Regions from separate parts of the Homo sapiens genome. Here regions 1, 2 and 3 are each linked to region 4. Evidence: chromatin loops called from intact Hi-C (ENCODE). Cell type or tissue: B cell. All regions are shown on one strand. Each heading gives the region's core, and the rest is flanking DNA. Links, peaks and the distances in the headings are about the cores only. Region 1 has its middle 14 kb from the start of RBAKDN. Region 2 holds the start of RNF216 (ring finger protein 216). Region 3 holds the start of RBAK-RBAKDN (RBAK-RBAKDN readthrough). Region 4 has its middle 15 kb from the start of MMD2.

Region 1 (7,523 bases), core at 1,344-6,343, 110 kb before region 4:
TTTAGTAGAGATGGGGTTTCACCGCATTGGCCAGACTGGTCTCAAACTCCTGACCTCATGATCTGCCTGCCTCAGCCTCCCAAAGTGCTGGGATTACAGGCGTGAGCCACTGCGCCTGGCCGATTATCAGAGGTGTTTATTCTGCTGTTCTGGAAGTGATCCTGCCTCCCAGCTTACCTTTGATTCAGCAAATGAAAAAACTGTAAATGCAATACTGTGTTTTTGCAAAAATATTGGCAAAAAATTTGTAAGTTTCTAACCAGCCTGGTAGAGGTGAGAGGTTTTCTTGCATGCAGTTGGTGGAAGGTAATTTGTCAAGCTTTCTGGAAGGAAATTTGGTACTTGTCCCTACAAATTGGAATCCTGAATTTCCTGTTTGATGGATCCCCTTGGGGCAGAGACTCCACGGAGTTAGAGAAGGAGCATTTTCCTCCCAGGCCTGAGGGCAGAAGGAGGGCGTTTGCGGAACAAAAATTAAGATTCAGGCCGGCGTGGTAGCTCACGCCTGTAATCTCAGCACTTTGGGAGGCCAAGGCAGGTGGATCACAAGTTCAGGAGCTCGAAACCATCCCAGCCACCATGGTGAAACCTTGTCTCCACTAAAAATACAAAAATTAGCTGGGCGTGGTGGTGGGTGCCTATAATCTCAGCTACTCAGGAGGCTGAGGCAGAAGAATCGCTTGAACCCGGGAGGCGGAGGTTGCAGTGAGCCGAGTTTGCGCCACTGCACTCCAACCTGGTGACGAAGCAAGACTCTGTCTCAGGAAAAAAAAAAAAAAAAAAAAAAAAATTAAAGCTCAGTGCTCCTGGGAAAAGCAACTACAATTTGTCGTCAGAGGGCAGTGTTTTGCCCTGTTCTTCTGGAGAGAGGCGGGACTTCCTCCAGGTGTGTTCAGGAGTCCCCACAAATGGCTTCAGGAAATTAGAGGCCTGGAAGGCTCCCCCTGTCTTCACAAGCCCAGGCTCTACACTCTGGAGCCAAACACAGCAGCCCAAGAGGGCGGGAATCCCATTCCCATGGGCGGTGCTATTTCTTCCTTCCTTTTTTTTTTTTTTTTTTTTTTTTTTCGGAGACAGAGTTTCACTCTTGTTGCCCAGGCTGTAGTGCAATGGCGCAATCTCGGCTCACTGCAACCTCCGCTTCCTGGGTTCAAGTGATTCTCCTGCCTCAGCCTCCTGAGTAGCTGGGATTACAGGCATAAGCCACCATGCCCGGCTAATTTTTGTAGTATTAGTAGAGACGGGGTTTTACCATATTGGCCAGGCCTGTCTCAAACTCCTGACCTCGTGATCCACTCACCTAGGCCTCCCAAAGTGCTGGGATTACAGGCGTGAGCCACCGCGCCTGGCCAAAGTGCTATTTCTGTTCCCATTCTGTGGACAAATAAATGAGATCTTAATGGGGTATTTGGGGTACGAGCTGGAGGGGTTGCTCTCAGCCAGTGTCTTTGCCTGCAATATTGTCCCCCATTTCATGCACACCCCAATACTGAAACTTACCCCATTGCTCTTGCAGTAGACTGAACATGTTCCCCCCAACATTTATATGTTGAAACCTACCCTCTAAGGTAATGGTATTATGAGACATGGGCCTTTGGGAGGTGATTGGGTGTTACCCTCACGAATGGCATAGTGCCCTTATATTAATAAAAGGGATGGCCGGGTGCGGTGGCTCACACCTGTAATGCCTGCACTTAAGGAGGCTGAGGCTGGAGGATCATGAGGTCAGAAGTTCAAGACCAGCCTGCCCAACATGGTGAAACCCCGTCTCTACTAAAAATACAAAAAATTAGCTGGGCATGGTGGCAGATGCCTGTAATCCCAGCTACTTGGGAGGCTGAGGCAGGAGAATGGCTTGAACCGGGGAGGTGGAGGCTGCAGTGAGCCGAGATCATGCCACTGCACTCCAGCCTGGGTGACAAGAGTGAAACTCCATCTCCATCAATCAATCGATCAATCAATGGGACCCCAGAGAGCTCCCTCTTTTTCCACCACATGAAGACACAACTAGAAGTCTGTGATCTGGAACCCAGAAGAGGACCCTCACCAGAAGCTGACCATGTACCCTGATCTCAGATCTTCAGTCTCCAGAGTTGTGAGAAATAGATATCTATTGTTGATAAGGCAGCCAGTCTATGGGACTTTGTTATGGCAGCCGAGACTGTCAAAGACAGCTCTAGAGGGGCTATGTGTCCAGGAGGGGATGAATCAGTCTTTTACTTCTTCTTTTTAAGACAGGGTCTCGCTCGGTCACCCAGGCTGGAATGCAGTAGTGTGATCTCAGCTCACTGCAACCTCTGCTTCCTGGGCTCAAGCGATCCTCCCACCTCAGCCTCCCAAATAGCTAGGACTACAGGCACGTACCACCATGCCCAGCTAGTTTTTGTAATTTTTGGTAGAGACGGGGTTTCGCCATGTTGCCCAGGCTGGCCTTGAACCTCTGAGCTCAAGTCATCTGCCCACCTCGGCCTCCCAAAGTGCTGGGATTACAGGCATGAGCTGCCGCGCCCACCCTCTCCTTTACTTCTCAGCTGTGAATGTTCTCCCATATCCTCGGACTCCCAGCCTGCTCCCAGGCTTCACAGTCCTATCTGATGAAGTAGGGGAGCACCAGCCACCCCCTTATCTCTCTAGCTCAGTCTATCCCCTCCAGGGGCTCTGGACTTCTCTCCAGGGCAGCCTGACCTAGGGGCGACACAGGAGTTTCCTTGACACTGGTACTATCTCTGAACATCTCTGCCTCCATCTCTGTTTTGAGGCTGGTCCATGGAGTCAATGAAGGGGTCCCCTCCTCTCCCCCAAAACCCTCATCTTAGCTCCTGCTTTTCCCAGGCCCTAAGATCCTGGGGGCAGGTCTTGTAGAGGGGGAGCCCTTGTGGGGGGCTTCAGGTACCCGCACTCTTTAGGAACAGGCACAGGTCTTGATGTTGCAGGCACAGGTCTGGATATTGATGGGAAATTGCGGTCAGAGTGGACAGCACCACCCATTCCCGGCATCTCCCATGATTTGGTCTTCAAGCCTTCACCTCATTCTCTGCCCACCTGGATCTTGTCAGCCCCAGAGAGAACCTGAGTCCAGAGGAGAAGCAGAACCCAGGCCACTGGGCAGTGGCAACCGCACAGACACCGACATCCCTGGGAGAGCCTGAGCCCACCGCCCAGAGCTCAGAGCCTGGAATAAGCAGCCCAGCGAAGAGCCCCGCTCCACCGCCCAGAGGAGCACCAGAGTGAGCTCGGCCTGGAACCCAGAGACCATCTTCAAAATCTCATCCCCAACCTCTCATAAATGCCACCTTGTCCCTGGCCCCCCTGTAATTACTTCAGCCCCTTGTTCCCTTCACAGCAGTAATTTTTTTTTTCTTTTTGAGACAGAGTCTGCCTCTGTTGCCCAGGCTGGAGTGCAGTGGTGCAATCTCGGCTCACTGCAACCTCCGCCTCCCGGGTTCAAGCAATTCTCCTTCCTCTGCCTCCCAAGTTGCTGGGATTATAGGCCAGCACGCCAGGCTAAATTTTTTTTTCTTTTTTTGAGACGGAGTCTCACTCTGTCGCCCAGGCTGCAGTGCAGTGGCGCAATCTCGGCTCACTGCAAGCTCTGCCTCCCGGGTTCAAGCGATTCTCCTGCCTCAACCTCCGGAGTAGCTGGGACTACAGGTGCCCGCCACACGCCCGGCTAATTTTTGTATTTTTAGTAGAGACAGGGTTTCACCGTGTTAGCCAGGATGGTCTCGATCTCCTGACCTCGTGATCTGCCCGCCTGGGCCGCCCAAAGTGCTGGGATTACAGGCGTGAGCCACCGCGCCCGGCCGATTATTTTAATAAGATGATTGAACATCTTCCTTATTAGATTGTAACCCACAAGGGCATTTATGTTGCCTGCGATGTCCCCCGGTCCTAGGGCAGCCCACCTGCTGATGCAGTTCTGAGTGCTGCCACCAGGGGGCAGGGCTGCCTCGCACTTGTCATGGGGACAGCGGCAGGACCCTCAAGAGGGCTTTAACTTGGTTGGGTTCGTATCTGCACCGGGCCATATCTGCACCTGGGAATACTCCACTCCCTCCCTGAGGTGTGAGTGGGGATGCTCCCAGCTCCAGGAGACACAGCTGTGGTGTCGCTGGCCAGGGTGCAGCTTTCTAGAGAGGTTCCATTTTCACACCTCCAAGTTCAGACCTTTTCTTTCCCTCTGCAGACTGGGGCGAGCGACCACCCAGCCCAGTGTAGAGGGGGTCTCATGTCTTACCACTCTTCATTTACACTTTTTTTTTTTTTTTTAAAGACGTCGGGTTAGCTCACCCCTGTCATCCTAGCACTTTGGGAGCCCCAGGCAGTCAGATCACGAAGTCAGGAGATGGAGACCATCTTGGCCAACATGGTGAAACTCCATCTCTACTAAAAATACAAAAATTAGCCGGGCATGGTGGCGGGCGCCTGTAGTCCCAGCTACTCAGGATGCTGAGGCAGGAGAATTGCTTGAACCCGGGAGGCGGAGGTTGCAGTGAGCTGAGGTCATGCCATTGCATTCCAGCCTGGTAACAGAGCAAGACTCTGTCTCAAAAAAAAAAAAAAAAAAAAAAAAAAAGGGACATAGGGTCTGGCTCTGTTTCCCAGGCTGGAGTGCAGTAGTGCAATCACAGCTCACTGCAGCTTCCAGCTCCTGGGCTCAAGCAATCCTCCCACCCCCGCCTCCCAAGTAGCTGGAACTACAGGTGTGCACCACCACATCTGGCTAATTTTTCTATTTTTATTTTTTGTAGAGATGCGGGTCTCACTATGTTGCCCAGGCTGGTCTCGAACTCCTGGCCTCAAGAGAGTCTCCTGCTTTGGCTTCCCAAAGTGCTGGGGTTACAGGCATGAGCCACTGTGCCCAGCCTTCACTCTGACTTTGAACAGGCCTCCTGTTCGCAGCCCACTGCACATCTCCACCCTCTGGCGCATATGCTTCCGCCAATCCCAGAGCCTTTTCCTCTTTGACTCCCCTCCCGAGGAGTGTTTGCCTCTGAAGAACTTAGGCTTCAGGGTTTTTTTTTGAGACAGGTTTGCTCTGTTGCCCAGGCTGGAGTGCAGTTGTGCGATCTCTGCGCACTGCAACCTACACCTCCTGAGTTTAAGCGATTCTCCTGCCTCAGCCTCCTAAGTAGCTAGGATTACAGGCCCCTGCCACCACACCCAGCTAATTTGTGTATTTTTAGTAGAGATGGGGTTTCACCATCTTGGCCAGGCTGGTCTTGAACTCCTGACCTCGTGATCCACCTGCCTCAACCTCCCAAAGTGCTGGGATTATAGGCGTGAGCCACTGCACCCAGCCTGGGCTTCAGCTTTGCTCTACCAGGGGTTGCCATTAGTAATGTTTCTCCTAACACTGTGTGGACGTCTCTTTTCTACCTTTAACTGTATTCATGTTCCCTTTATCTTGGTGGGGTTAAGCCAAAAAAGGGGGATGGGGGCTGGATGCAGTGACTCATGCCTGTAATCCCAGCCAAGGCAGGAGGATCACTTGAGCCTGGGAGATCTAGACCAGCCTGAGCAATATAGCAAGACCCCGTCTCTACAAAATAAAATTAAGAAATTAGCTTGGTGTGGAGTGCGTGCCTGTACTCCCCACTACTCAGGAGGCTGAGGCAGGAGGATCACTTCAGCCCAGGAGTTCAAGCCCAGTCTGGGCGACAGAGCGAGACTCTGTCTCAAAAAAAAAGTCCTCATTGTGGATTGAGTGAGTTGCAGTGGGGATTGTTTGTGCCAAATCAGTTTCTTACAAGCTCCTCAGTAGGTTTCAAGGGAAGCTTCGATGTCACGTCCTTCAGATTGTGGGGGACAGTTGCTGCTTTGGCATGGTGGTTATCATGAGGCAGTGGGATGGAGAGAAACAAAGGCGATGCAGCTGGTCCATATCCCCAGCAAGTACAAGCACGCATAACGGAAGCATTGCAAGCACACATAACCATGCCAGACACATTGCAAGCGCACATAACAGATGCATTGCAAGCGCTGATAACCATGCCAGAGGCACTGTAATCACACATAACCGTGCCGGACACATTGCAAGCGCAGATAACCATGCCGGATGCAGGCAAGCACACATAACCTTGCCGTATTCATTGCGAGCACAGATAATCGTGCGGAGCCATTGCAAGCGCTCATAACCCTGCCGGACGCATTGCAAGCGCAAATAACCACGCCAGATGCAGCCAAGCGCACATAATCACGCCGGACCCATCGCAAGCGCAGGTACCCATGCCAGACGCATTGCGAGTGCAGATAACCACGCTGGACGAAGGCAAGCGCACATAACGGACGCATTGCGAGATTGCAGGCACACATCACCATGCCAGACTCCTTGCAATCCACGTAAGCATGCTAGTTTGGGGGTTGATACCAGCCCCTCTTCCTTTCCTAACTTTGTAATCCCCCAAGCCATAAACACCAGTGTCAGATGCATAGCAATCAAAATCCGTTTTATTATGAACGACACTGAATTGGAGGAAGTAGAGGGACCGGGGCGGAGGCCGGGGGAGACTGACCGCGTGGGTTTCCCAGCACTTTGCACCTGCCAGTCACAGGTGAAGTTAGAAAACCACAAAGGTCTTCTGTTTGGAAAAGCAGAAGGAACTGTGGACCAGGCTGTCCCAGAGAGACCAGCTAGGGAGGGGACAAGGTGTGCTTGGCTCACTCAGCACTTTTGCAGCACTCACCAGCATGGCAAATCCAGGTGAGAAGAAGGTTATGGGACTGGAGACACCCCCCTGCTTCCTGGAAGGCGTGAAAATACCACTCTCCCCCACCCCCGCAAGAGGAGACAGGAGCCCAATACCTGAGGCATTTCTAAATCCCGGTTTCTTTCGCCCAGGCTGGCTGGAGTGCAGTTGTGCAATCTCGGCTCACTGCAACCTCCACCTCAAGCCATTCTCCTGCCTCAGTGTCTCGAGTAGATGGGATTACAGGCACCCACCACCATGCCCGGCTAATTTTCTTTTTTCTTTTTCTTCTTTTTTAAAAACGTATTTTAAGTAGAGACGGGGTTTTGCCATGTTGGCCAGGCTGGTCTTGAACTCCTGGCCTCAAGTGATCTACCTGCCTCGGCCTCCCAAAGTTCTGGGATTACAGGCATGAGCCACTGCACCTGACCCAAATCCCAATTTATTTCTCAATGGCAAAACCTGGAAACCCAGTTTTTGGAAATAATTGAATCCCTGGCACTTCCTTCTCAGATGACTGGGCAGGATGCACCCCAGACACATGGTAAATGGAAACTGGGGTACAGCAAATAGTGACTTTTTTTTTTTAAGCAAAGAGGCCCAGCATGGTGGCTCATTCCTATAATCCCAGCACTTTGGGAGGCCAAGGTGGGAGGATCGCTTGAGCCCAGGAGTTTGAGACCAGCCTGAGCAATAGAGTAAGACCTTGTCTGTACAAAAAATAAACTAGCCAGCATGGTGGCATGTGCCTGTAGTCCTAGCTACGTGGGAGGTTGAGGCAGAAGGATCACTTCAGCCCAGGAGGTGGAGGCTGCAGTGAGCTATGATTGTGCC
Region 2 (7,523 bases), core at 1,143-6,142, 810 kb before region 4:
GGTGAAACCCTGCCTCTACTGAAAATACAAAAATTAGGCGGATGTGGTGGCGGGCACCTGTAATCTCAGCTACTTGGGCTGAGACTCGAGAATCACTTGAATCCGGGAGGCAGAGTTTGCAGTGAGCCAAGATCATGCCATTGCACTCCAGCATGAGCGACAAGAGTGAAACTCCGTCTCCAAAAAAAAAAAAAAAAAAAAAAGGCCAGAGGCTTCAAAAGTAACCAGAATGATTCCAGTTCAAAAGTAACCAGAATGATTCCAGTTCAAAAGTAACCAGAATGATTCCAGACAACCTAGAAGGAGGGAGTAGCTTCCTCTCGCCCTCACTGGGAAAAATGCAGAGATATGATAGTTGTCTTTATGACTCCGAAAATGCTTAAGACAAGAAGAGCATGTAAACAAATAACTCCTATGAGAGCTTCTCAATTCACACATGATCCCATTTCATCCTTGCAAGAACACCGGGCAATAGATAATATCTTAAAATTCCCATTTTACAAATAAAAAATTCCCCGCCAGACATGGCAGTTCACATCTGCCATCCCACCACTTTAGGAGGGCAAGATGGAAGGATCACTTAGAGCCAGGAGTTCGAGACCACCCTGGGCAACAAAGCGAGACTCTGTTTCTATAATTTTTTTTTTTTTTTGAGGCGAAGTCTTGCTGTGTTACCTAGGCTGGGGTGCAGTGGCGCAACCTCGGCTCACTGCAACCTCTGCCTCCTGGGTTAAAGTGATTCTCCTGCCTCAGCCTCCTGTGTAGCTGGGACTAGAGGCATGTGTCACCACACCTGGCTATCTATTAATGTTTTTTTAAATTAAACTTCAAAATAAAGGCCTGGCATGGTGGCTTACACCTGTAATCCCAGCACTTTGGGCTGAGACAGGCAGATCACCTGAGGTGAGGAGTTTGAGACCAGCATGGCCAACATGGTGAAACCCCGTCTCTACAAAAAATATTTTAAAAATTAGCCGGGTGTGATGGTGGGTGCCTGTAGTCCCAGCTACTTGGGAGACTGAGCCAGGAGAATCGCTTGAACCTGGGAGGCAGAGGTTCCAGTGAGGCAAGATCGTGCCACTGCACTCCAGCCTGGGCGATGGAAGGAGACACCGTCTCAAAAATAAATAAATAAAGACAAAAATAAAGTCTCTCTTCTCATTGCCATCACGTCTGAGTCAGAGTCTCCAAAAAGCCTGAACAAATAAAAAATTCCAGACTCAGGCCAGGTGCGGTGGCTCATGCCTGTAATTCCAGCACTTTGGGAGGCCAAGGCGGGTGGATCACGAGGTCAGGAGATCGAGACCATCCTGGCTAACACGGCGAAACCCCATCTCTACTAAAAATACAAAAAAAAATTAGCCCTTGGTGGCGGGCGCCTGTAGTCCCAGCTACTCGGGAGGCTGAGGCAGGAGAACGGCGTGAGCCCAGGAGGCGGAGCTTGCAGTGAACCAAGATCGCGCCACCGCACTCCAGACTGGGTGGCACAGCAAGACTTCATCTCAAAAAAAAAAAAAAAAAAAGCTAGACTCAGAGAGGTTACTCGATCGCACCTGCCTTGGGTGTGACACCAACCACAGAGGGGTTCAGTGGTCCGGAAAGAACCTTGCACTCCTGCTAAGATCACCAAGCTCTCCTTCCAATACTGCTTTCTTCCAACATCTCAAAGGGCTTATGAGGACCATCCTAAGAAGAAGGCTGTAACTGACAGCGATTATCCACCTCCCCCAAGAGGACCAGCATGGAGGATAAGCTCATCAAGGCCAATGCCTTTGTTTTACCTTCCAGGTGATTCCAGGATCTCATCTCAGGTAAGTATCTATCTTAAACTCTCTCTCCTGTTCACCCTCTAATGTCTCCCATGCACTGCACCCTCTAACTCAGGGCCTGACATCTGTAAGATCCCTAGATCCTCGTCCTGTTCTGTAAGCAGCCCTTCAATTTCTACTTCACTGAAACATGACTATTCCCTCAGGACACTGTTCCCCAAAGCACTATGAGTAGTGGTCTTTTTCTGTCCCATGCAAGCCCCCATAAGCCACACTCTACTGTCTTAGAGAAGGAACACTCATTGCCGCATCAAGACTATTGTTCCTCTCATTTCCCTGTTTTGTTTTTGTTTGCTTCTTTTGAGACAGGCTGTTGTTCTGTCATCCAGGCTGGAGTGCAGCAGTGCAATCATAGCTCACAGCAGCCTCGGACTCCTGGGCTCAAACAATCCTCTGGCCGGGTTTAGTGGCTCGCTCCTGTAATTCCAGCACTTTGGTAGGCCGAGGTGGGTAGATTACCTGAGGTCAGGAGTTCAAGACCAGCCTGGCCAACATGGTGAAACCCTGTCTCTACTGAAAATACGAAAATTAGCCGGGCGTGGTGGCACATGCTTGTAATCCCAGCTACTCAGGAGGCTGAGGCAGGAGAATCGCTTGAGCCCAGAAGGTGGAGGTTGCAGTGAGCCAAGATCGTGCCACCGCACTCCAGCCTGGCTGACAGAGTGAGATTCTGTCCAAAAAAACAAAACAAACAAAACAAAACAAAACAAAAAAATCCTCCCACCTCAGTCTCCTGAGTAGCTGGGACTATAGGTGCGCACCACCATGCCCGGCTAATTTTTATTTTTGTAAAGATGGGGTCTTACTCTATTGCCCAGGATCGTCTCAAACTCCTGGCTTCAAGCCATCCTCCCACCTCCATTTCCCAAAATGTTCGGATTCCAGGTATAAGCCACTATGCCCAGCCCAGACTCATTTATCTAATTACTGACTTGATATCTCTACTTGAAGGTGTACTTGGCAATTTTTTTTTTTTTGAGACACAGTCTCACTCTGTTACCCAGGCTGAAGTGCAGTGGCATAATCACTGCACTACAACCTCCCCCTCCTCGGTTCAAGCAATTCTTGTGCCTCGGCCTCCCGAGTAGCTCGGATTACAGGCACGCACCACCATGCCCAGCTAATTTTTGTATTTTTAGTAGAGACGGGGTTTCACCATGGTGGCCAGGCTGGTCTCGAACTCCTGACCTCAAGTGATCTGCCTGCCTCGGCCTCCCAATGTGCTGGGATTACAGGCGTGAACCACCACGCCTGGCCAGCAATTATTTTAAGAGTTGGGGTCTTGCTATTTTGCTAAGGCTGGTCTTGAACTCCTGGCCTCAAGCGATCCTCCTGCCTTGGCCTTCCAAAGCGCGGGGATTATGGACATGAGCCACTGTGCCCAGCAGGAGCAGTATTTTAGTCAGTTATTCACTTGCTCACTAAAACCTAAACTTCCTGAGGCCAGGAACACATTTTACTTTTTTTTTTTTTCGAGATGGAGGGTTGCTCTGTTGCCCAGGCTGGAGTGCAGGGGCGCCATGTTGGCTCACTACAACCTCCGCCTCCCAGGTTCAAGTGATTTTCCCGCCTCAGCCTCCTGAGTAGCTGGGATTACAGGCATCCGCCACCATGCCTGGCTAATTTTTTTATTTTTGGTAGAGACGGGTTTCACCATGTTGGCCAGGCTGGTCTCCAACGTCTGACCTCAAGTGATCCACCCGCCTTGGCCTCCCAAAGTGCTGGGATTACAGGCGTGAGCCACTGTGCCCAGCCATGGGACCCACTTTACTCTTAATTTCCCCAATTCCTAGAACAGTGTGTGGCCCACAGGAAATCCGCAGAATATATTTGCAGAATGAATGAATGACTTGCCAAACGAATTAGGGCAAATCAGTAGATATCGAGTAAACATCCACAACCACCTGCCCCATACCCTTTTCAGCTCTGGGGAGATGGTGGCTCCTTGTGGGGTCGGATATGGGGGTCTCCTTTCCTTTCACCCTCCTGCCTCGTGGGGGAGTCAAGTCTCCGCAGGCGGAGAGCCCGGATGCAGGCGCGACTAGGCGGCCCTCTCTATGGTGAGCCCCCCGGTCCCTCCTCCGCAGTACCCGGAGTGCCTCTATGGTTCTTCCTGTCCTTAGTCGGGAGGGGGCGCTGTGCGCAGGCGCGAGGTGACGCCGCGGCAGGGCCGGAAGGAGTGCAGCGGCTGCCACGGAGCTCGCAGCTGCGGCTTCTGAGGAGTAAGCGGCGCGGTAGCGAAGGCCGCCGAACCTGCCTGGCTAGCCGGCGACTTGAGTGACGAGTGAGTGTCGGCTGCGGGGCGCGCTCGAGCTCCTGGGCGGGTCTGTGAGGCGACGCGGCCTCTCTGAGGGGCGCCTCTGTGGAGCTCCGGGGGTGGGGGCGGGGGCGCGGGCCGTGAGGGCCGCCGAGCTGAGGGGCGCGGGCCGAGGCCCGGGCGGGATCGGGCCAAGGGGCTGGGCTGGGCGTCTCGAGCCCGGTGCGGTGGCGAGGCTGGAGCGACAAAGGCGCTGAGCGGCCGGGTGGCCCCCTCTCGCCACTTCGCGAAGTTTCGCGGGCCGGCCCCTCGGGTCTGCTGCGCGAGGGCAACAGCCCGGGAGACCGCGCTTCCCTCCCCCGGGCCCGAGGCCGCCGCGGAGGCGGTGTCCGTGCACCCGAGCGCGGCCTGGAGGAGCGGCGGGAGGCGGGCCGTGCCTGTGAACCCCAGCCCAGGCGGGCGGCGTTTTTCCTCCTCTTCCCTCACATCTGGAGCGCGTGTTCCGCGAAAGTTGGCGACTGTCACCCGGCACTCGCGAGGGCGCCGCAAGTGCGTCAAACCCTTCTGCGGGGCGCTGGGGGCTGGCCCGGCTCGGGTGTCCGGGCGCTGGGCAGCGAGCGAGGCCGCTGTCCCCGCGTCGAGGTGGTTCTGCTCCCGGTGGAACAGGACCAGGGATCCAAGACTCTGGGCCACTTGCAACCAACCCTGGAGCGTGCGCGGCGTGCGGGTTACAGAAATTTCTGACAAATCCGACAGGGCTCTGTAAATCCCTAAGGGCCTGGGTAGCAGCTGTCCTAGGTACTTAGATCGTGCAAAGAGAACGTTCTTTTTTCTTTTACTTTTTTTTTTTTCTCCTTTTCTTTGAGACGGAGTCTTGCTCTGTTGCCCAGGCTGGAGTGCAGTGGCGCGATCCCGGCTCACTGCAAGCTCTGCCTCCCGGATTCAAGCGATTTTCCTGCCTCAGCCTCACAGGGATTGCCTCAGCTGGGATTACAGGCATTTGCCACCACGTCCAGCTAATTTTTGTATTTTTAGTAGAGACGGGATTTCTCCGTGTTGGCCAGGCTGGTCTCTAACGTCTGACCTCAGGTGATCCCTCCGCCTCGGCCTCCCAAAGTGCTACAGTCTTTTCAAAAGACGTTTCAGATATGTTCTCCGGGACCCTCGGGCCCTTCAGTAAGAAGCGCCCTGGCTGAAAACCCACACGTTCACCTACAGAAGAAGCACTGTGACGTAGAGGGTGAGCAGAGCAGAGGGCCTCACAGTGGCCCTCACATGCACCTGGCTCCAGCCTGGCCAGGTCATTTTGCCCTGGTGGGCCTGTGCCTCAAAAATGGGGTTTCTTCCCTTGTGAGGAAGACCCATGAATTAGTAACGGAATTGCCAGGAATGCTAAAAACTATCTAAATGCCATGTATTGTTTTCAAGCTGTTACTCCTGGAAGGGGCTGGGTTGGCATTGTTTTAGAGGTTAGGAGCCAAACATCAGCTCATCTATTCTCCAGCTGTTGTTTGTCCTCCATCTTCCTGCAATAGTCAGGCACAGGGTCTTATAAAAATGGGTTTGTGCTGCTGTATGTTTCGGTGGGTACCTTTGTTTACTGAATGGGATGTAGGTGGGGGACCAGAGCATATCCGCGTCCCTCGGAAACAGTGGCGTTTTAGATGTAGTATGTCCCGTCAGCTCCTCTCTGCCCCACCCACCCCAGCCCATTCATTGAGCATTTTTTTTTTTTTTTTGAGGCGGAGTCTGGCTGTATTTCCCAGGCTAAAGTGCAGTGGTGCCATCTCTGCCCACTGCACCCTCCGCCTGCCAGCTTCAAGTAATTCTCCTGCCTCAGCCTCCCGAGTAGCTGGAATTACAGGCGCGCACCACCACGCTCGGCTAACTTTTTTTTTTTTTTTTTTTTTTAAGAGACGGAGTCTAGCTGTGCTGCCCAACTCCTGGGTTTAAGTGACCCTCAGCCTCCCAAAGCACAAGAATTACAGGCTTTAGCCACCGTGCTCTGCCAGAACATTCTTTACGCGCTGAGAAGGGAGAGAAGCGGGAAGATTCTATGAAACATCTCAATTTAGTCGGCTTGCTTTAAGGAAGAAGGCTAATACATGGCCTGGCTTTGCCTTGGTTTTGTATTTCATAATTTATTGCGCCTGGGGTGTGGGGAGTAGTGGTGGATTTGAGGAAATGCCTGGAGAGTCTGGGCCAGATTTTGGACCCCCTGGCAAACCTCATTCGAGGCTTTAGATTTTTACCCTGATTAGAGCAGCAGCAGCTAATAAAAGAGAACTCCTGAAGCCCCTGTGGAGAAATCTGATAAAGAAGGGTTAGGTGTGAGTGAGGCAGATCGAAAGTTGATGAATAGGATAGTTGAGAGAGCTGGTATTTGCTGATTCTACTACCAGCTACTATTTAATGTGTTTACAAAATTCTAGGCATTGCTATATTCTAGCTCTTTAGAGACATAATTCATTCTCATACCTGATATCATTATATTTGCATTATTGTTAAAGATAATAGAACATAGTTGGGAATGGTGTGGCTCACGCCCGTAATCCCAGCACTTTGGGAGGCCGAGGCGGGCAGATCACCTAAGGTCAGGAGTTCGAGACCAGCCTGGCCAACATGGTGAAACCCCGTCTCTACTAAAAATACAAAAATTAGCCAGGTGTGATGGCGTGCGCCTGTAATCCCAGCTACTGGGGAGGCTGAGGCAGGAGAATCACATGAACTCGGGAGGCGGAGGTTGCAGTGATCCGAGATTGTGCCACTGCACTCCAGCCTGGGTGACAGAGCGAGACTCCGTCTCAAAAATAATAATAATTTTAAAAAAAGAAACTGAGGTGCTGAAAAATATCTAGTCCCAAAACTTGTAAGGGTCAGCGTGGAACTTGAACTCAGTTTGGACCCAGAGTTCATGCCACTAATTATCCTTCTATAATTAGTGAGTGCTATTTATTCTGAAAGTACATCTACTATTGAAGATCATCTACTGTGCCATCCGATATGCTATGTCCTGGGGCTTTGGGATCAAGTGACACTTTGGTTCTGCCTTCTTGGAACTTAAGTTTTAGCAGAGGAGACCAAAATTACACATAGTTTCCTAAATAAGTATATTAAAGTATTGTTGGAAGTACTTTGAAGAAATGAGGTACGTTGTGTGATTGAACCAGGGAGGAACATCTAGGGGATAATCAGGAACAATTTTTCTCTGAGGAGAAAGCAAAGAACCGAACAATGAATAGAGTTAATTTGGTCCAAGAGGCAGTGAAGAAGAGTAGTTTAGCTGGGGAAGAGCCTGCAGTGGAAGGAAGGAGCAAGTCATGGAACTGAACCATTGTTACTACTGAATGGTGAATGCGGGGGGAAAAGGTATGAGGTAAGGCCCGCTATGTCAGCAAGGTCAGGTGATGGTAGCGTTTTGTAGGCCATGGTAAGGA
Region 3 (7,523 bases), core at 899-5,898, 72 kb before region 4:
CCTATCTCAAAAAAAGAAAAAAAGAAACAGAACAAAACAAAACAAAACAGACTTCATCATTTAAAGACAAGCAGAAATACTTACAGACGAATCTTTTTAAAAGCCAAGAAAAGAGAGACTCCATGGAGAAAGTATCAGTTTGGAAGTAACAGATGTCAAAGGCAGACAAAGGGTCCTGGGAGGTAGGGGCTAGGAAATCCCCTCTGGATTTGACTGCAATGAAATCACTGGTAATCTTTACAGACTGACTCAGCAACGTGAAAAGGACAAAACTAAAACACTGAGAACTGAAATGAGAAACAGAAATGAGGAAATCTTCACAAGAGAGTAACTGTATTGTTTGCTGTGCAACCCAAACTGAAAGACGAACAAATATTTGAAGGATGATCATGTCATTCATTCCCCCCATGATCTAGGACTCAACAGTAAAAACAGAATTCTGTCTACTGGGATCACAATGTTTCCTTCCCTGGAAAAATTATATGCACCAAGTTCTCCTTGGGCAGCAGGCAGGCCCTCTGCTTACATAAGCACCAAGAATAAGCCATAAGTTATGGTAACTTAATGGTTGTTATTAGGAAAGCTATCCGCAATTATATCAACTTGAATGAAGAAATTTTTCCAAGTCCTAGAAAATCTTTTAAATCCACAAGTAACAAAGTTGGTTTCTCCTTATAATGAATGCAAATGATGTCATGGATGGTGATATGGTTTCGCTTTGTGTCGCCAACCAAATCTCATGTTCAATTGTAATCCCCAATGTTGGAGGTGGGGCCTGGTGGGAGGTGATTGGATCATGGGGGCAATTTCCCTTTTGGTGCTGTTCTCCTGACACTCAGTGACTTATCACAAGACGTGGTTGTTTAAAAGTGTGTAGCGCCTCCCCCTCCCTCTTCCTCCTGCTCTGGTGATGGAAGATGTACCCGCTTTCCCTTTGCCTTCCACCATGACTGTAAGTTTCCTGAAGCCTCCCCAGCCATGCTTCCTATGATAGAGCCTGCAGGCGTGAGCCAATTAAACCTCTTTTCTTTATAAATGACCCAGTCTTGGTTATTTCTCTATAGCAGTGTGAGAATGGACTAATACAGATGGCATTTTCCTTTTGTGATGACTGCCAAGAATATCAGTCCTGGGTGCGGCTCAATTTCAACAGCCTTAAAATCTACTATCCACACATACAAGCTTCACAAATCATTTTTGGTGCTGATCTGCCACACTAACTATATTTTACAGGACAATGTCTATTTCCACATTCCCATTTTAAAGTATGAATCCTGGCTGGGCGCGGTGGCTCATGCCTGTAATCCCAGCACTTTGGGAGGCTGAGGCAGGAGGATCACCTGAGGTCAGGAGTTTGAGACCAGCCTGGCCAACATGGTGAAACCCTGTCTCTTCTAAAAATACAAAAAATTAGTTGGGCATGGTGGCGCACGCCTGTAATCCCAGCTACTCGGGAGGCTGAGGCAGGAGAATCGCTTGAACCCAGGAGGTGGAGGTTGCAGTGAAGCGAGATCATGCCACTGCACTCCAGCCTGGGCAACAGAGCAAGACTCCATCTCAAAAAAAAAGAAAAAAAAAAAGGTAAGAATCCTTACAAACCTCTTAAAATGCATCATAAAATAAAGTTGAGGAACATATACACAAGCATGAAAACTCACCTGCAATGTGTTCATTTTCTGCTGCTCTTGGAAACGTGCAGAGACTGTGGCTGGTAGACCTAGAGGGGGAGAAGCAGGTCACTGAAGTCATGAGTGCTCTGGCCTGCAAAGGCAGGAATCTCCTGCGTAAGAACCACAAAAGAAAGCTCAATAGGCTAACACCCTGTGAACACTCAGCCTGCAAACACTCAGAAGGGCCTAAAAGAGTGATACAGGGTTTCGCCATGTTGGCCAGGCTGGTCTCGAATTCTGGCCTCAAGTGATCCGCCTTCCTTGGCCAATATGGCGAAACCCCATCTCTACTTAAAAATAACAAAAAAATTAGCCAGGCATAGTGTCACATGCCTGTAGTCCCAGCTACTCAGGAGGCTGAGGCACAAGAATCCTTTGAACCTGGGAGGTGGAGGTTGCAGTGAGCCGAGACCACACTGCTGCACTCCAGACTGGGTGAGAGACACTGTCTCAAAAAAAAAAAAAAAAAAAAAAAAAAGAGAGTGAAAAAGAGTGATAGGCGAAGCATGCACTTGTAACTTTGTAACTCTAAGATAATCAGGTAGTAATCAGATGAGTGAGACTCTCATGGGTAACATGACTCCTTTTACAAATAGTCTGCCATCATCAAATACAACCTGCAAAAAGAAAAAAAAAATTCCCATTATACAGCTCATGTTTTTTGTGGTTTGTCTGTTTGTTGAGACAGGGTCTCAATCTGCCACCCAGGCTGGAGTGCAGTGGTGCATTCACAGCTCACTGCAGCCTCGACCTCCTGGCCTCCATTGATCCTCCCACCTCAGCCTCCTGAGTAGCTGGGACCACAGGTGCATCCCAGCATGCCTGGCTACTTTTGTATTTTTTGTAGAGTCAGGGTCTCCCTATGTTGCCTAGGCTGGTCTCTAACTCCTGGTCTCAAGGGATACTCTTGCCTTAGCCCCCGCAAAGTGCTGGGATTACAGGTGTGAGCCACTGCATCCGGCCCGCATTTTCTTATTGTCTCTTTAAACTGCTTAAAATCAAAGAAGCCATAGGAATTGAGTATGTGAGCTCTCAGAAATGAAATGAATGTGTATAAAATATGGTTTTGTTTCTAAATTATCTAACTGAACTTGGTTATTGCTGCACCTAATAATCTTCTATTAAGAAAACTAGGATACGGGAGAAAGAACACTGGCCTGGGAGATAAGACTCCTGAGTTCTACTATGAGCAACTCTACCCACAAAGCCAGTGACCCGGTCAAGTCACCCACCTGCTAAGGCCCAGTCTCTTCCCCTAGCAACTGAGGCAGCAAGAGAGAATCCCTGCAGACTGTTCCTGCATTACTACCAGTCTCCAGGGCAGATCTAAGGGGGGAATCAGCAGACACTTAAATGAGAGAACAGAGGCGCTGACGGACGTTTAGAGGAGGTCGAAATCTGGAGCACGGAAAGGAGGAGGAAGGGCTGTTAGGGGTTAGCGGGGAGTGGAGACGACGTCCGCAGCTGAGGCTGGTGACACCCTCCAGGCCCCCATAAGCCTCGTCCTCCCAGATTTCCCATGCAGCGCCTGTTCGGTGCAGCCGGACCCTGCCCTCAAACCCAAACACACGTCTCTCCTGCAAGCGATCGAGACCCTCCCCCTGCCCCACACTCTAAGGTCCCCAACACACGGTGACTTCACTCAGGCCCTTCTCGCTCCGGGCCCGAAAACCCAAGACCTACCCTTCTGGGGCTCCGCAGCCTCTGCCCCACGGCTCCCGAGAGGCCGGGGCGGGGCTGCTGTCGCTGGCGCGCGTCTGCTCGCGAGGTCCCCTCCTGTCCACCTCACTAAGGTTGTTCTGCTCCCGAGGGGCCCGGGCCGGGCCTAAGGGGCAAATCCAGGCGGGTGTCCTTCCCGGGACCCAGATCCGCCTCCCTCGGGCTCACCGTACAGCGGCAGCCTGGGCCAGGCCGCCAGGACACACACGGGCCAGGCCCGCGTCCCGCCGCCCCTTCGCCTCCGCCGCCACCTCCGCCACCTCCCGTCCGGCCCCTCTGGCCCCAGCGCCGCCGGCTCCGGGGCTCAAGCTCGGGGGTCCCCGCTCAAGCCTCCACCCGGCCCGCGCGAACCCTGGCCTGCACACCCCCGCGCCCGCCTAGGTGCTGGCCCGGGCGCTCAACCTCCAGCCCCGCAGGCTCCGCGATTCTCGTCCACTGGAGGCCAAAGCCTGGGAACTAGAGCAAGCGGTGACCTGAGGACGCACAGGAAGCGAGGGCAGTGCAGCGGCGGCGCGCATGCGCGAACACGCACACAGAGAGAGGTGCACACGCGCAGGAGTGCACCGGAAGTCAGCCTCCGGGGCCCACAGCTGGTCCCAGGACAAGCACCCTACTCTATTTCCCATGAGCCTACGCGCCCCCCAAGTTTAGGGGCCGTTTTAAATGTCTCTACCCTGCCTAAAGGTTAAGAAGCTCCAGGCTATGAGCTTTGGGAGCTCTGAACCCCTGATTGAACTTCGCATTTGTCTTTACTCCCTTTTAGGGTCAAGTCCAGGGCTGCCTGACTGGGTCCTGGAGCCCAAGGCCTCTGGGTTAGAACCGAGTTTCCCATAAAGAGAAGGAAAGGAAAGGGTGTATCGTGGTCACTGCGCTGAAATGCTAAGAGAAGTTTCACTCAAATACTAGGACAGGATAAATGCCCAGCGATGCTTTCCAAGGAAGAGAAAGAAAATAGAATTTGTGGCTGGGCGCGGTGGCTCACGCCTATAAATCCCAGCACTTTGGGAGGCCGAGGCGGGCGGATCGCGAGGTCAAGAGATAGAGACCATCCTGGCCAACATGGTGAAATCCCTTCTCTACCAAAAATACAAAAATTAGCTGGGAGTAGTGGCGTGTGCCTGTAATCCCAGCTACTCGGGGGCTGAGGCAGGAGAATAGTTTGAACTCGGGAGGTGGAGGTTGCAGTGAGCCGAGATCGCGCCCCTGGACTCCAGCCTGGCGACGGAGCGAGACTCTGTAGCTTTTCTAGATCACACAGCGAATGCCTAAAAACTGTAGAGAAATCAGGAAATACACAGATCGAACGAAGAAAAGAGATACCTGTGATCTCACCTTCCCCAGGAGGATTATGTTTAGGGTTAGGTTATGTTGACCAAAAAGACTCAAAGTCTGTCAAGAGTTTTATTCTGGGCCTCCTACTTGAGTGACCATGGCTGGTGACACAGCCTCAGGGGGTCCTGAGAACGTGAGCCCAAAGTGGTTGGGTTACAGCTTGGTTTTATACATCTTAGGGAGACAGCAGTTACAGGCAAAGACATAAATCAATACATGAGAGGTACACATTGGGTCAGCCTGGAAAGGCTTTCAGGTCACTAGCAGATTCAAAGATTGGCAGTTGGTTCAGAGTTAAGCGTTGGCTGAACAGTTGGAAAACGACATGAAGAAATGGGCCATTGCGGTGGCTCATGCCTGTGATCCCAGCATTTTGGGAGGGTGAGCTGGGAGGATCCCTTGAGGCCAGGAGTTGAAGGACAGCCTGGGCAACACAGCGAGACCCCCACCTCTACAAAAAAAAAAATTATCCAGGTGTGGTGGTGCATGCCTGTAGTCCCAGCTACTCAGGAGGCTGAGATGGGAGGATTGCTTGAGCCTGGGAAGTTGAGGCTACAGTGAGCCATGATGGTGCCACTGCACTCCAGCTTGGGCAACAGAGAAGAAAAGAAAGAGAGAAAGAGAGGGAGGAAAAGAGAGAGAGGAAGGAGGGAAGGAAGGAAAAGAAAGAGGGAGGGAAAGAAAAGAAAAGCTTGAGTTAAGATAAGGGGCATTGTGGAAACCAAGGTTCTTGTTATGTAGATGAAGCCTCAGAACAGGCTTCAGAGAGAATAGATGATAAATATCTCTTATTGGATCTTAAAAGGTGTCAGAATCTCCAGAAAAGACTTCTTTTCTGTAAGGGAAGGAGATTCTCTACAGAATGCAAATTTCCCCCAAAGAGATGGCTTTGCAGGACTATTTTAAAGTGTGTCAAAGAAAATATATTATGGGATAAAATACTATGATTTCCTTCAGGGACTGCTATCTGTCATGTGATGCTATATCAGAGTCTGGATGGAGTTGGGTATCTTACTGATACAAAGAGCCTGTTCTGTCAGTCTTATGATCTGTATTCTAGTGTTAATGTTGGTCAGCTGTGCCTAAACTCTGAAGGGAGGAGAGTATGACAAGGCATGTCCGACCCCCTCCTTCCCATCATGACCTGAATTAGTTTTTCATGTTTATTTTGGATCTTGCTGGCCGACAGGGGAGTCCATTCAGTCAGTTGTGGGGGCTTAGAATTTTATTTTTGCTTTACAATTAAAATGTCAGTTTTCAAAAATGGGATCATAAGGACAATGATTCATCACAATTTTTTGGTGAACTCTAACAGTGTTCTTAGTGTTCTTGCCCAGTTGTTTCATAAAAACTGGTAAGGAAAAGACTAAAAATAAATTCTTCTGATGCCAGGAACCGTGGCTCATGCCTGTAATCCCAGCACTTTGGGAGGCTGAGGCAGGTGGATCATGAGGTCAGGAGACCAAGACCATCCTGGCCAACATGGTGAAACCCTGTCTCGACTAAAACACAAAAAATTAGCTGGGTGTGGTGGTGCGCGCCTGTAGTCCCAGCTACTTGGGAGGCTGAGGCAGGGCAATCACTTGAACTGGGAGGCGGAGATTGCAGTGAGCCGAGATCACGCCACTACACTGCAGCCTGGCGACAGAGCAAGACTCCACCTCTAAATAAATAAATAGATAAATAAATAAATTCTTCTGTTAACCTAGAATATTCTCTCCACAAATTCAGAAAATAAAGAAAACAATTTTATTATTGAATAAACATTAAACCAAACTGTGATGCCCATCGCAGGTGATCCATTAATGAGATGCAAAGAGAAATAAAGCCTCCTTTTTTTTTTTTTTGAGACAGAGTCTTGCTGTGTCACCCAGGCTGGAGTGCAGTGGTATGATCTCGGCTCACTGCAACCTCTGCCTCCCCAGTTTAAGCGATTCTGCTGCCTCAGCCTCCCAAGTAACTGGGACTACAGGCACATGCCACCACGCCTGGCTAATTTTTTGTATTTTTAGTAGAGACGGGGTTTCGTCATGTTAGCTAGTATGGTCTCAAAATCCTGACCTCTCAATTCGCCCGCCTAGGCCTCCCAAACTGCTGGAATTATAGGCGTGAGCCATGGCGCCCAGCCAAAGCCTCCTTTTTACATAGCCTGGCAGACATGATCCACTGCATACACGCTCTCAAGATAAACGGTAACTCATCCTCATGTAAAAGGACTTGCTATGTTTTTTTTTTTTTTTTGAGACAGGGTCTCATTCTGTCATCCAGGCTGGAGTGTAGTGGTGTGATCTTGGCTCACTGTAACCCCCACCTCCTGGGTTCAAGTGATTCTCATACTTAAGCCTCCCGAGTAGCTGGAATTACAGACATGTGCCATCATGCCCAGCTAATATTTGTATTTTAGTAGAGACAGAGTTTCGCCATATTGGCCAGGCTGGACTCAAACTCCTTCTTTTGATTTCTGTGTGGCTTCAAGTGATCCGCCCATCTCGGCCTCCCCCAGAGTGCTGGGATTACAGGTGTGAGCCACCGCACCTGGCCTGCTATGCATTCTTAAACACTCATCCTAAATTCACCTGGAAATCAAGGTGGCCACCCATGCTAGTTAATTACCTGTATCCGGTGAAAAAACAAAACTTCTCATATCTCCTTGACAAGCAGGTAGTAACAGCTCAAGGTGCCTAGGCTAAACTCCCTAGGCAACAGGAAGATAGGGACACTATCTTCCTCGAGGTTTACATTTCAAAGACAAGACTCTCAGGCTCTTAAGAAAAAAATTCCTGGGTTGTGGCTGGGCGTGGT
Region 4 (7,523 bases), core at 857-5,856:
ACAAAACAAGACTCCGTCTCCAAAAAAACAAAAAAAAATTTACAACTATTTCACCTCTGCAGATCAGAAGGAGGGGAAAGAGTATATTTTTCATTTTATATTCTTCAGGAGAACTTATTTTTTAAAACAGCATATTTATCATAACAAATTTTTTTTAAATAGAGACAAGGTCTCAATCTGTCTCCCACGCTTGAGTGCAGTAGCCTAACATAGCTCACTGCAGCCTTGAATTCCTGGATTCAGGCAATCCTCTTGCCTCAGCCTCCCAAAGTGCGAGGATTAAAGGTGTGAGCCATTTGTCTGGCCCATATTTATCCCTTTTGTAATGAAAATTAACAAATGTGGCCAGGCGGGTGGCTCATGCCAGCACTTTGGGAGGCCGAGGCAGGCGGATCACCTGAGGTCAGGAGATCAAGACCAGCCTGACCAACATGGAGAAAACCCATCTCTACTAAAAATACAACATTAGCAGGGCATAGTGGCACATGCCTATAATCCCAGCTGCTCGGGAGGCTGAGGCAGGAGAATCGCTTGAACCCGGGACGTGGAGGGTGCAGTGAGCCGAGATTACGCCATTGCACTCCAGCCTGGGCAATGAGCGAAATTCCGTCTCAAAAAAAGAAAGAAAAAAAACCAAAACTGCAGAACAAAAAAATACATGTTCCAAAATTCCCCTCAAGGCTAAGCCAGAATCTTCTGGCAAAAAAGAAATTAGGCATCATGGGAGGACAAGACTGGTTCAGCATCACCTGTAGTATTTCAGATCATAAATGCCTAGTGGAGCACTCCTTTATAATCACCACGCCTTCAAAAACTGATGCTGACACTGTCTCTTAAGACTCAATGACTACATATTAACAGCGTCTTGCCAGTAAATTAACAGCTTATTAATCCAGTTGCAATGAATGAGTCTTACACTTCATTCATGCCAGCAATATCATTATCTGATATAATTCTAGTCTAACTAGTCTTTTTATGTCAAAAATGAAATGTCCCTGGATTCTAAATGGTACAAAATAGGTTCATTTCAAAAGATACAGCTGTGATACTAAAAGGAAAAAGCCACAGGGAAAGGGATGAAGTGAGAACAAACAACTTACCTTGTCCCCGATGGCAGTGAAAGTTGTTCAAGTGAATTACCTCTTCATTGTTGTTTCCCTCTTCCATTTTCAAATGCAGACATGCACATACGGGACTGCTAATATCTAAACATGGTGACCATCTGTTTCAAAAGAGCTGAAAAGGAAGCAAAGAGGAACAGTAAGAATGAGGGAGTATCAAAACTCTTGCCATGTATCTGGTCAGGGGGACATCTGAAGCTTATGCTGAAAACATTCCTTAAGAAAACATATCCAAGGAGGTGGGTCAAAAAAAAAAAAACCACACAAACTCAAAACCTATGACATTAAAACATATGTTTAAAATACACATATTAAAGAGACAAAGTACTGACAGAGAAATGACATCTTGATACAAATATGCTAACAAAGAAATGGGCTAAGGGTATTAATAGGCAATTCACAAAAAAGAAAACACAGAAGATGCTCAACCTCACTAATAATCAGGGAAAGGCAAATCAGAAAATGAATTATGTTTCAGCCAGACGCAGTGGCTCAAGCCTACAATCCCAGCACTTTGGGAGGCCGAGGCGGGCAGGTCACAAGGTCAGGAGTTGGACACCAGCCTGACCAACACGGTGAAACCCCAGCTCTACTAAAAAATACAAAAATTAGCCAGGCATGGTGGCACGCGCCTGTAATCCCAGCCACTCCGGACACTGCCGCAGGAGAATCGCTTGAACCCGGGAGGCTGAAGTTGCAGTGAGCCAAGATCGCCGCACTGCACTCCAGCCTGGGCAACAGAGTGAGACTCCGTCACAAAAAAAAAAAAAAAAGGAATTATGTTTCAAACCACTGGGGTGGCAAAAAAGGCAAGTATGTAAGAAATGGGAAATCTTATACATTGCTGGTTTGGATAGTAACTTGGAAAAGATATTCTGAATAGCAATCAGCAATACGCCCTAAATTACAAATGTACATTCCCTGTGACTTAGCAATTCCACTTCCAGGTATATTAGCTAAAGAAACCTCTGTGTGTTCTCCAAGAAATATGCATAATAGAATATACGGACAGGGATGGTGGTCATTACAGCAAATATGCAATAAAAGCAATTGGAAATGGCCTTACTGGACTTCAATAAAGGAATAAATAAAATTCATATGATACAACACAGTTAAATTAACGTTAAATGAAAGTGTGATACCATTTATGTAAATTCATACACAAATTTTAAATACATATTTAAATATTAAATTAAAAAATACAGCCAGGCGCGGTGGCTCACACCTGTAATCCCAGCTCTTAGGGAGGCCGAGGTGGATGGATCACGAGGTCAGGAGATCGAGACCATCCTGGTTAACACGGTGAAACCCCGTCTCTACTAAAAAATACAAAAAATTAGCCGGGCGTGGTGGCGGGCGCCTGTAGTCCCAGCAACTCGGGAGGCTGAGGCAGGAGAAGGGTGTGAACCCGGGAGGCAGAGCTGGCAGTGAGCCGGGATCGCGCCACTGCACTCCAGCCTGGGCGACAGAGCGAGACTCCGTCTCAAAAAAAGGAAAAAAAAAAAAATAATAACGTTCTCTTTGCACTATCAAAGTACCTAGGACAACTGCTACCCAGGCCCTTAAGGATTCACAGAGCCCTGGCGGATTTGTCAGAAATTTCTGTAACCCGCACGCCGCGCACGCTCCACGTTGGCTGCAAGTGGCCCAAGTCTTAGAGCCCTGGTCCCGTTCCACCGGGAGCAGAACCACCTCGACGCGGGGACAGCGGCCTCGCTCCCTGCCCAGCGCCCGGACCCCCGAGCCGGGCCAGCCCCCAGCGCCCCGCAGAAAGGTCTGACGCACTTGCGGCGCCCTCGCGAGTGCCGGGTGACAGTCGCCAAGTTTCACGGAACAACACGCGCTCCAGATGTGAGGGGAGAGGAGGAAAAACGCCGCCCGCCTGGGCTGGGGTTCACAGGCACGGGCCGCCTCCCGCCGCTCCTCCAGGCCGCGCTCGGGTGCACGGACACCGCCTCCGCGGCGGCCTCGGGCCCGAGGGAGGGAAGCGGCCCGAGGGGCCGGCTCGCGAAACTTCGCGAAGTGGCGGGAGGGTGTCGCTCCCGCCTCGCCACCGCAGGGGGCTTGGAGACGCCCAGCCCAGCTCCCCGGCCCGATCCCGCCCGGGCCTCGGCCGCGCCCCTCAGCTCTGTGGTGCTCACGGCCCGCGCCCCCGCCCCCACCCCCGCAGCTCAACGGAGGCGTCACGCAGGGAGGCCGCCTCGCCTCACAGACCCGCCCAGAAGCTCGAGCGCGCCCCGCAGCCGACACTCACTCGCCACTCAACTCGCCGGCTAGCCAGGCGGGTTCGGCGACCTTCGCTACCACGCCGCTTACTCCTCCAAAGCTGCAGCTACGAGCTCCGTGGCAGCCGCTGCATTCCTTCCGGCCCTGCCCCGGCGTCACCTCGCGCAAGCGTACAGCGCGCGTACAGCGCCCCCTCCCGACTAACGACAGGAAGAACCATAGAGGCACTCCGGGTGCTGCGGAGGAGGGACCGGGGGGCTCACCATAGAGAGGGCAGCCTAGCCGCGCCTGCATCCGGGCTCTCCGCCTACGGAGACTTGACTCCCCCACGAGGCTGGAGGATGAAAGGAACGGAGACCCCCAATCCCCGACCCCACAGGAGCCACCATCTCCCCAGAGCTGAAAAGGGTATGGGGCAGGTGGTTGTGGATGTTTACTCGATATCTACTTATTTGCCCTAATTCCTTTGGCAAGTCATTCATTCATTCTGCAAATATATTCTGCGGATTTCCTGTGGGCCATGCACTATTCTAGGAATTGGGGAAATTAAGAGAAAAGTGGGTCTCACGGCTGGGCACAGTGGCTCACGCCTGTAATCCCAGCACTTTGGTAGGCCAAGGCGGGTGGATCACTTGAGGTCAGGAGTTCCAGACCAGCCTGGCCAACATGGTGAAACCCCTTCTCTACCAAAAATAAAAAAATTACCCGGGCGTGGTGGCGGATGCCTGTAGTCCCAGCTACTCTGGAGGCTGAGGCAGGAGAATGACGTGAACCCAGGAGGCGGAGCTTGCAGTGAGCAGAGATCGCACCACTGCACTCCAGCCTGCGCGACAGAGCAAGGCCCTGTCTCAAAAAAAAAAAAAAAAAAAAGAAACAGAATCTCGCTTTGTTGCCCAGGCTGATCTCGAACTCCTGGGTCCAAGTTATCCTTCCGTCTTGCCCTCCTAAAGTGGTGGTATGGCAGGTGTGAACTGCCACGTCTGGCTAGGAATTTTTTATTAGTAAAATGGGAATTTTAAGATATTATCTATTGCCCGGTGTTCTTGCAAGGATGAAATGGGGTCATATGTGAACTGAGAGGCTCTCATTGGAGTTATTTGTTGACATGTTCTTGTCTCAGGCATTTTTGGAGTCATAAAGACAATTATCCTATCTCTGCATTTCTCCCAATGAGGGTGAGAGGAAGCTACTCCTTCCTTCTAGGTAGTCTGGAATCATTCAGGTTATTTTTGAAGCCTCTGGCTTTTTTTTTTTTTTTTTTTTTTTTGAGACGAAGTTTCACTCATGTGCCCATGCTGGAGTGCAATGGCATGATCTTGGCTCACTGCAACCTCTGCCTCCCGGATTCAAGTGATTCTCGTGCCTCAGCCTCCCATGTAGCTGAGATTATAGGCGCCCGCCACGACATCCGCCTAATTTTTGTATTTTTAGTAGAGGCAGGATTTCACCATGTTGGCCAAGCTAGTCTCGAACTCCTGACCTCAGGTGATCTGCCTGATTCGGCCTCCCAAAGTGTTGGCATTACAGGTGTGAGCCACTGTGCCCGGCCCTGTTTTTTTCGGGGGGCGGAGGGTTGGGGTCTCACTCTGTCAGTGAGGCTAGACTGCAGTGACTCAATCAATCATAGTTCACTGCAGCCTTGACCTCCCAGGCTCAAGGGACCCTCCCATCCCAGCCTCCTGAGTAGCTGGGACTATAGGTGTGTGCCACCATGCCTGACTAATTTTTTAAGTTTTTTTGTATAGATAGGGTCTTTCTATGTTGCTCAGGTTGGTCTGAAACTGCTGGCCTCAAGTGATCCTCCTGCCTCGGCCTCTCAAAGTGCTGAGATTATAGGCTTGAGCCACCGCACCTGGCCTGTTTTTGTTTGTTTTTTTGAGACGGAGTTTCACTCTTGTTACCCAGGCTGGAGTGCAATGGCACCGTCTCGGCTCACCGCAACCCCTGCCTCCCAGGTTCAAGTGATTCTCCTGCTTCAGCCTCCTGAGTAGCTGGGATTACAGGCATGTGCCACCACACCCAGCTAATTTTGTATTTTTAGTAGAGACAAGGTTTCTCCATGTTGGTCAGGCTGGTCTCGCACTCCTGACCTCAGGTGGTCCACCCGCCTCGGCCTCCCAAAGTGCTGGGATTACAGGCGTGAGCCACCGCGCCCGGCCTGTTTTCTTTGTCTTAATGTTAACCAGCACCAAGAATCAGAAAGGGCAAGATAGCTACCTGCAGACTAAACTATTGTCAACAAGTGATGTTTTGCTGTTTTCCTGGGAAGAAGCATGGAAGTTCTGTCTATGAAAATCCGTATCATCTGTGCTGGCTGTAATTCCATGCAGTTACGGCCAAAGGCGTGCAACCTGCACTCACCCCGTGAGCCTGCCCGAGAGCCGAGGCTGTAACTCCCCCACCCCATGAGTCATCACGGCACGGCTTCATTGCATTTTCTGGTTACAGTTAGTTTAATGTGCATCTGACCTGTGAAATCATTGACAGTAGTGGAGGACCGCCATTATTCACAATTTGTCCATCATCATTTTGTTCCCAAGAACTGTCATCAGCCGTATCTACATGAAGGTGTGCTGGTGTTGTCATAGAGGACATTATTCCCGAACTCAGTCTGCTTTCAGAAGCAGTAATTTCCTGCCATTTTGGCCCATTATTTGTAAAAAAAAAAAAAAAAAAACTAAAAAAAAAAAATGTTATTTAGGTGTAATTTATACGTGGTACAAGGCACCCCATTTAAGTGTACCTTTCTACCAGTTTTGACAAATTTATACACCCTCGTAACCCCCCACAATCAAGATAGAGATCATTTCCATCACCCCAGACTATTCCCTCCTGTTCCTTCCAGTCCATCCCTCCATAATCCCCATCCCTGGTGCTAGGCAACCACCTGCTTTTGGGCACCTGGTTTGTGTCACTTTATATTACTTATTTGTTTTGAGATGGGAGTCTTGCTCTGTCACCCAGGCTGGAGTGCAATGGTGTGATCTTGGCTCACTGCAACCTCCACCTCCTGGGTTCAAGCGATTCTTCTGCTTCAGCCTCCTGAGTAGCTGGGATTACAGGCACCCCCCACCACACCCAGCTAAGTTTTTGTATTTTTATTTTATTTTATTTTTGTTATGGAGTCTCACTCTGTCGCCCAGGCTGGAGTGCAGTGGCGTGATTTTGGCTCACTGCAACTTCCGCCTCCCAGGTTCAAGCGATTCTCTTGCCTCATCCTCTCGAGTAGCTGGCTTTACAGACATCCACCACCATGTCCAGCTAATTTTTGTATTTTTAGTAGAGATGAAGTTTTGCCATCTCTACTAAAAACATGGCCAACTAAAGTTGGCCAGGCTGGTCTCGGACTCCTGACCTCAGGTGATCCGCCTGCCTTGGCCTCCCAAAGTGCTGGGATTACAGGCTTGAGCTACCGCACCCGGCCCTTTTTCTCATTTTAGACTACAATTTATCTTTCTGTAGTTTCACACACATGGGATCATATGGCATGCACTCTTGTGTCTGGTTTCTTTTGCTCAGCATGCTTTTTGTTTTTTGAGACAGGGTCTCACTCTGTTGCCCAGGCTGGAGTGCAGTGGTATGATCTTAGCTTACTGCAGCCTCGATCTCCCAGACTCAAGCCATCTTCCTGCCTCGCCTCCTGAGGAGCTGAGACTACAGGCACGCATCACCATGCCTGGCTAATTTTTTTGATTTTTAATAGGGATGAGGTCTTACTATGTAGTCCAGTCTGATCTCGACCTCCTGAGTTCAAGTGATCCTCCCACCTCAGCCTCCCAAAGTGCTGGGATTACAGGTGTGAGCCCCCGTGCCTGGCCTCTGCATGTTTCTGAGATTCTTCTATGTTACATGTATCAGTAGTTCATTCCTTTTTACTGCTGAGTAGTATTCGACCGCAAGGATATGACACAATTCATTCATCCATTCACCAGCCGGTGCACACTGAGTTTCTTTTATTTTGGGGCAATTATGAATAAAACTGCTATGCACATTCGTGTAAAAGTTGTTGGGTGAATACATGTTCATTCTCTAAGTGTGGAATTGCTAAATCATATAGTAAGAACCAAACTGTTTCCCAAACTGGTACATCATTTTACTTTCCCACTGGCACTGAAGGAGAGGTCCAGTTGCCATTCTTGGTATCACTAGTCTTTAATTTCAGCTGTTGTAATGGAC

What was found. Peaks named below come from ENCODE experiments on the same cell type or tissue, not always from the same donor. Only the 100,000 strongest peaks of a DNase experiment are listed, where the experiment ranks them.
Region 1: a loop joins it to region 4, with 38 times the contacts of the local background. A loop is called at or near these places in 58 of 110 quality-filtered maps.
Region 2: it touches region 4 in a loop (17-fold over the local background); 2 of 110 quality-filtered maps call a loop at or near these places.
Region 3: a loop joins it to region 4, with 8 times the contacts of the local background. A loop is called at or near these places in 19 of 110 quality-filtered maps.

The regions. Positions count from the first base shown.
Region 1 is chr7:5,082,031-5,089,553 of GRCh38, reverse strand. No RefSeq gene overlaps it. Among named protein-coding and RNA genes, the nearest start is that of RBAKDN, 14 kb to the right of the region's middle. In B cell, for the core only: CTCF peaks have their summits at 3,724 and 3,925 (motif pointing right); a DNase peak (open chromatin) is centred at 3,943; H3K27me3 peaks cover 1,986 bases.
Region 2 is chr7:5,778,131-5,785,653 of GRCh38, reverse strand. It overlaps RNF216 (ring finger protein 216), which reads left to right and starts at 3,991. Exons shown (of 17, transcript NM_207111.4): 1 at 3,991-4,113. RefSeq lists a silencer at 4,193-4,582. In B cell, for the core only: CTCF peaks have their summits at 3,632 and 3,832; a DNase peak (open chromatin) is centred at 3,973; H3K4me3 peaks cover 1,486 bases; H3K27ac peaks cover 1,712 bases.
Region 3 is chr7:5,042,227-5,049,749 of GRCh38, reverse strand. RBAK-RBAKDN (RBAK-RBAKDN readthrough) reads right to left here and starts at 3,890. Exons shown (of 6, transcript NM_001204513.3): 1 at 3,792-3,890; 2 at 1,659-1,717. The coding sequence starts at 1,673. RBAK (RB associated KRAB zinc finger) reads right to left here and starts at 3,890. Exons shown (of 5, transcript NM_021163.4): 1 at 3,354-3,890; 2 at 1,659-1,717. The coding sequence starts at 1,673. RefSeq lists an enhancer at 3,281-3,390 and a silencer at 3,541-3,750. In B cell, for the core only: no CTCF peak of the experiment used is centred there; a DNase peak (open chromatin) is centred at 3,929; H3K4me3 peaks cover 1,581 bases; H3K27ac peaks cover 1,221 bases.
Region 4 is chr7:4,970,014-4,977,536 of GRCh38, reverse strand. It overlaps the pseudogene RNF216P1. Among named protein-coding and RNA genes, the nearest start is that of MMD2, 15 kb to the right of the region's middle. RefSeq lists a silencer at 2,934-3,313 and an enhancer at 3,026-3,624. In B cell, for the core only: CTCF peaks have their summits at 3,344 and 3,543 (motif pointing left); a DNase peak (open chromatin) is centred at 3,526; H3K4me3 peaks cover 1,523 bases; H3K27ac peaks cover 1,131 bases.